Regions from separate parts of the Homo sapiens genome. Here region 1 is linked to region 2. A link is a loop called in an ENCODE intact Hi-C map of the cell type or tissue named here. Cell type or tissue: K562. All regions are shown on one strand.

Region 1 (2,500 bases), 380 kb before region 2:
TTCGCAAAATCTACACCCATGAGGTCGCTCATGCCTGTAACCCCAGCACTTTGGGAGGCCAAAGTGGGTGGATCACCTGAGGCCAAGAGTTCGAGACCAGCCTGGCCAACATGGCAAAACCTCATCTGTACTAAAAATATAAAAATTATCCGGGCACGATGACGCGTGCCTGTAATGCCAGTTGCTCGGGAGGCTGAGGCACAAGAACTGCTTGAACCTGGGAGGTAGAGGTTGTGGCGAACTGAGATCGCACCACTGCACTCCAGCCTGGGCAAGAGAGTGAGACTATTTCTCAAAAAAAAAAAAAAAAAATCCATTCCCTGAGCCTTCATAGGTGCTGCAGTTGGAGCCAAGATTTGGCACTGACCTTTCTAGCAGTCCAAGAACTAGACAGTGATTCTGAGGCTCTCAGTGCCCACAGATCAAAATAGGCCCAGGACTCAGGAGTTCCTAGTCATAGTTGTAGTCGCTGATGTTTATCAAAATTCAGTAGGCACTGTTCTGAGCAACTGATGTACACTGAAGCACAGAGAGGTTGAGTGGCTTAGGCAAAGTCACACAGCATGCATGTGGTAGAAGCAGGACTCGGTGCTAGGACATTTGGCTTCAGAGCTGGGGGCTTAACCACTCGATTCATCTTCCAGGAGAGAAATGTCTCCTGAGGGAGGGAGTCTTACATGACGAAAGAGAAAGCAGGTGTGAGGGGGAAGGAGGAGAGGAGCCAAGGCAGAGGGAGGAAGAGAGACTGACCTATGGGAACAGAGGCAGATGGGAAGAGAGTGGGGGCTGCTGGGGTCATTAGCACTCTGGCCTGGCAGCCCCCGCCCCTGCTCCCTCACCAGCCCTGGCTTCTGGTAGGTACTCCGTGGAAGGCTTCATCGACAAGAACAGAGATTTCCTCTTCCAGGACTTCAAGCGGCTGCTGTACAACAGGTGAGCACGGCTTGCTGGGCACCATAGGGAGGGCCAGGGCCCTGGGGCCCCAGAGACTCTGGGGTCAGGCATTGACTAGCGTCAGGACGTGGGTGGGTGGGGCTGCTCTCCCAGAGGATGGCTGGGAATTCGGCCTGTGTCTGCAGCACGGACCCCACTCTACGGGCCATGTGGCCGGACGGGCAGCAGGACATCACAGAGGTGACCAAGCGCCCCCTGACGGCTGGCACACTCTTCAAGAACTCCATGGTGGCCCTGGTGGAGAACCTTGCCTCCAAGGTATGTTCCACCCCTCTCCCACTCTGGCTGTTCCGGATCCTTCTCTCTGTGCCCTCGGTGCCAAGTAGGGTCCCAACCACCTCTGTACATCATAGTGGTGGGGAGAGGGTTCTTGTCCTGTCTGTATGAGCCACATCTGCTCCAGCAGTGGACCCCACCCACTGCACAGGTGAGATGTGGGGCCTCAGGGGCTGGGCTGAGGCTTGATCAATCATGGGGAACCCAGGCTTCTCCTCGCCCCATTGTCTCTTGAACAGGGAGGGGTTTGGGGAGACCCTGCTGAGAGGCTGGCTTGGCCCAGCCCAGCTCTTGGCAAAAACCCAGGATTCTTCTGGCAGGTGGGGCCAGAGAGACAGGAAACTGGCACAAGCTTTCTTGGGGAGCTTTGGGTCAAAAGTCAGAAGAGGAACAGGTGAAGGGTCAGGGAGAGGACATGTTAGGGTGAGCTTAACTACAGAACATCCAGAGATGTCAGCCCCTTTTGGAAGGAGAGAAGGAAGGCAGATGGGGCGAGGCCTGCTCCTGCCCCTGCCACGCCCACCTCCCCACCCCCCGACCAGGGGCTGGAACCTGGCTCTGAACCTGGCCTTGCTGGCCTCTGCCCAGCACTTAGGGCTTCCAGGGCCCTTGTTCTGCTGATTTCCCTTCTTTGTTCCCAACTCTTCTCCTGGCCTGGGACCTTGAGGGGTTAGGAAGCCCCTGGTGTGGGGCAGGGTGCACAGTGCTGCTGGCGCAGACCCTCTCCAAGTCCCCTCTGTCCCTGCAGGAGCCCTTCTACGTCCGCTGCATCAAGCCCAATGAGGACAAGGTAGCTGGGAAGCTGGATGAGAACCACTGTCGCCACCAGGTCGCATACCTGGGGCTGCTGGAGAATGTGAGGGTCCGCAGGGCTGGCTTCGCTTCCCGCCAGCCCTACTCTCGATTCCTGCTCAGGTACTGGCACCTGACACCCATCACTCCATGGGCCATAGTCCCTGTGTGGAGTCCAAGGGGTAGGAGCAGAGGGTCCCCAAACAGCACGTCGCAAACATCGATACAAGCAGGAACCAGCACGCTGCTGGCCTCAAGACACCAAAATATCTGGGAAGACATGTGTGTGAGCACATGCATGTGGGGACATACAGGTGGGAACATGGGTATGAGGGCTGTGTGAGGACATGTATGTGAGGACATGTGTATGGGAAGACATATGTGCACAGGTGTCATAAGTGCTCCAGGAACACACTCTGTATCCCTGCCATCTCCCCAGGTGTGGGGTGGGCAGGGTGGGCTCCATCATCTCTCCCCC
Region 2 (2,500 bases):
AGTCCTTCAGATGTTCTAAAAGGCCAGCCCATCTGTGACTCTTTTCCTCTGACGTTCTCACATGCTGTCCTCCTGCCCCGCTGGCTTCCTTGCCCTCCTAATTCACCAGACATGCATTAGCCTCCAGCCTTCACTCTTTTCCCAGGCATACACACGACTGCCCCTCCTGAGGGGCCTTTCATCTGGCACCTTCTTGGGGAGCCTTACTGCCACTCTGTCTAAAATTGTACCCACCCACACCTCCAACTAAACACTCCTTACATTTTAGTTTCCTGTGGCTGCCATAACAAATTACCAGAAACATGATAGATTAAAACAACAAGGCCAGGTGCGGTGGCTCATGCCTGTAATCCCAGCACTTTGGGAGGCTGAGGTGGGCGGATCATGAGGTTAGGAGTTCGAGACCAGCCTGGCTGATATGGTGAAACGCCGTCTCTACTAAAAATACAAAAATTAGCTGGGCGTTGTGGCAGGTGCCTGTAATCCTAGCTACTTGGGAGGCTGAGGCAGGAGAATTGTTTGAACCCAGGAGGCGGAGGTTACAGTGAGCCGAGATCACGCCATTGTACTCCAGCCTGGGCGACAAGAGTGAAACTCCCATCTCAAAAAAAAAAAAAAAAAAAAAAAAAAAGACATGTATTCTCTCTCTCAGTCACGGACGGCAGAAGTCCGAAGTGAGGAGTGGGCAGGGCTGCACTTCCTAGGCTCTCGGGGAGACTTTTTTTCCTGTCCCTTCCAGTTTCTGGTGGCTCCAGGCATGCCTTGGCTTATGGCAGCATTATTATTCCAGTGTCTGCCTCTGTGATCATAGTGCCTCCTTTTCTTTTTTTTTTTTTTACATTTTTTTTTTGTATTTAGAGAAAAAAACACTTAACATAAAATTTACCATCTTAACCTTTTTTTTGAGACTCTGTTGCCCAGGCTGGAATGCAGTGTTACAATCACAGCTCACTGCAGCCTCAACCTCCTGGGCTCGTGACATCCTCCCATCTGACTCTCCCAAGTAACTGGGGACCACTGGCATGTGCCACCACACTTGGCTAATTTTTACATTTTTTGTAGAGACAGGGTTTCTCTATGTTGCCTAGGCTGGTCTCAAACTCCTCAGCTCAAGCAATCCTCCTGCCTTGGCCTCCCAAAGTGCTGGGATTATAGGCGTGAGCCACCACGCCTGGCCATGTTAACCATTTTTAGGTGTGCAGTTCAGTATGTTAAATATATTCACATTGTTATGAAACAGATGTCCAGAACTTTTTCATTTTGCTAATCTGAAACTCTGTACCCATTAGACAACAGCTCCCCCCGCAGGTAACCATTCTACTTTTTGCTTCTATGATTTTGACTACTTTAGACACTTTATCTAAATGGAATCATATGGCAATTGTCTTTCTGTGATTGACTTATACTACTTAGCATAATGTTAAGTTTCATCCATGTTGTAGCATGAATCAGAATTTCATCCCTTTTTATGGCTTGATAATACTGCATTGTATGTATATACCACATTTTGCGGTAGGTACAATGTATATTTACATTGCTTCCACCTCTTGGCTACTGTGAATAATGCTGCTATGAAAATGGGCGTGTAGGTATCTTTTCCAGATCCTGACTTTACTTCCTTTGGATAAATACTTACAGGTGGGACTGCTGGGGTATATGATTGTTCTACTTTTAATTATTTAACACTCTTCTACAATTTATTTTCTGTTTTTGTTGTTCTAATAGTAGTTATTATTAGGTGAGGTATTTCTTATCTCTTATAAGGACACCTGTCATTGGATTTAGGGTCCACCTGGTTAATCCAGGATTATCAAGTCTCAAAATCCTGAATTACATCTGCAAAGACTCTTTTTCCACATAAGGTCACATTCACAGGTTCCAGTGATTCAAACATGGACATGTCTTCTGGTCCCCCATTATGTCCACTATACTCTCTTTTTTTTTTTTTTTTTTAAGATGGAGTCTCGCTGTGTCGCCCAGGCTGGAGCGCAGTGGCGCGATCTTGGCTTCCTGCAAGCCCACCTCCCAGGTTCACGCCATTCTCCTGCCTCAGCCTCCCGAGTAGCTGGGACTACAGACACCCGCCACCACGCCCAGCTAATTTTTTTGTATTTTTTTAGTAGAGACGGGGTTTCACCATGTTAGCTAGGATGGTCTTGATCTCCTGACCTCGTGATCCCCCTGCCTCAGCCTCCCAAAGTGTCGGGATTACAGGCGTGAGCCACTGCGCCTGGCCTAAGTCCACTATACTTTCTTCTTCCCTGCCTTATTTTTATTCTTGATACTTATCTCCATCTGACATGCTCTATATTTCTTTATTTATCTTGTTTGGCAGACGACAATCAAGATAAAGCCATGGAGACAAGGATTTTTGTTGCTGTTGTTCTTGTTTTTTGAGACAGAGCCTCACTCTCACCCAGGCCTAGAGTGCAGTGGCACAATCTCGGTTCACTGCAACCTCTGCCTCCCAGGCTGAAGTGATCCTCCCACCTCAGCCTCC

The links. Hi-C counts contacts between places; a loop is a spot of excess contacts. Peaks named below come from ENCODE experiments on the same cell type or tissue, not always from the same donor. Only the 100,000 strongest peaks of a DNase experiment are listed, where the experiment ranks them.
Region 1: it touches region 2 in a loop (5-fold over the local background); 8 of 110 quality-filtered maps call a loop at or near these places.

The regions. Positions count from the first base shown.
Region 1 is chr7:44,966,317-44,968,816 of GRCh38, reverse strand. It overlaps MYO1G (myosin IG), which reads left to right. Exons shown (of 22, transcript NM_033054.3): 13 at 859-933; 14 at 1,080-1,212; 15 at 1,979-2,145. Among named protein-coding and RNA genes, the nearest start is that of MYO1G, 11 kb to the left of the region's middle. In K562, a CTCF peak has its summit at 1,156 (motif pointing left); DNase peaks (open chromatin) are centred at 1,116 and 1,747.
Region 2 is chr7:44,587,084-44,589,583 of GRCh38, reverse strand. No RefSeq gene overlaps it. Among named protein-coding and RNA genes, the nearest start is that of TMED4, 6.1 kb to the right of the region's middle. RefSeq lists an enhancer at 1,146-1,195. In K562, a CTCF peak has its summit at 1,302 (motif pointing left); no DNase peak of the experiment used is centred here.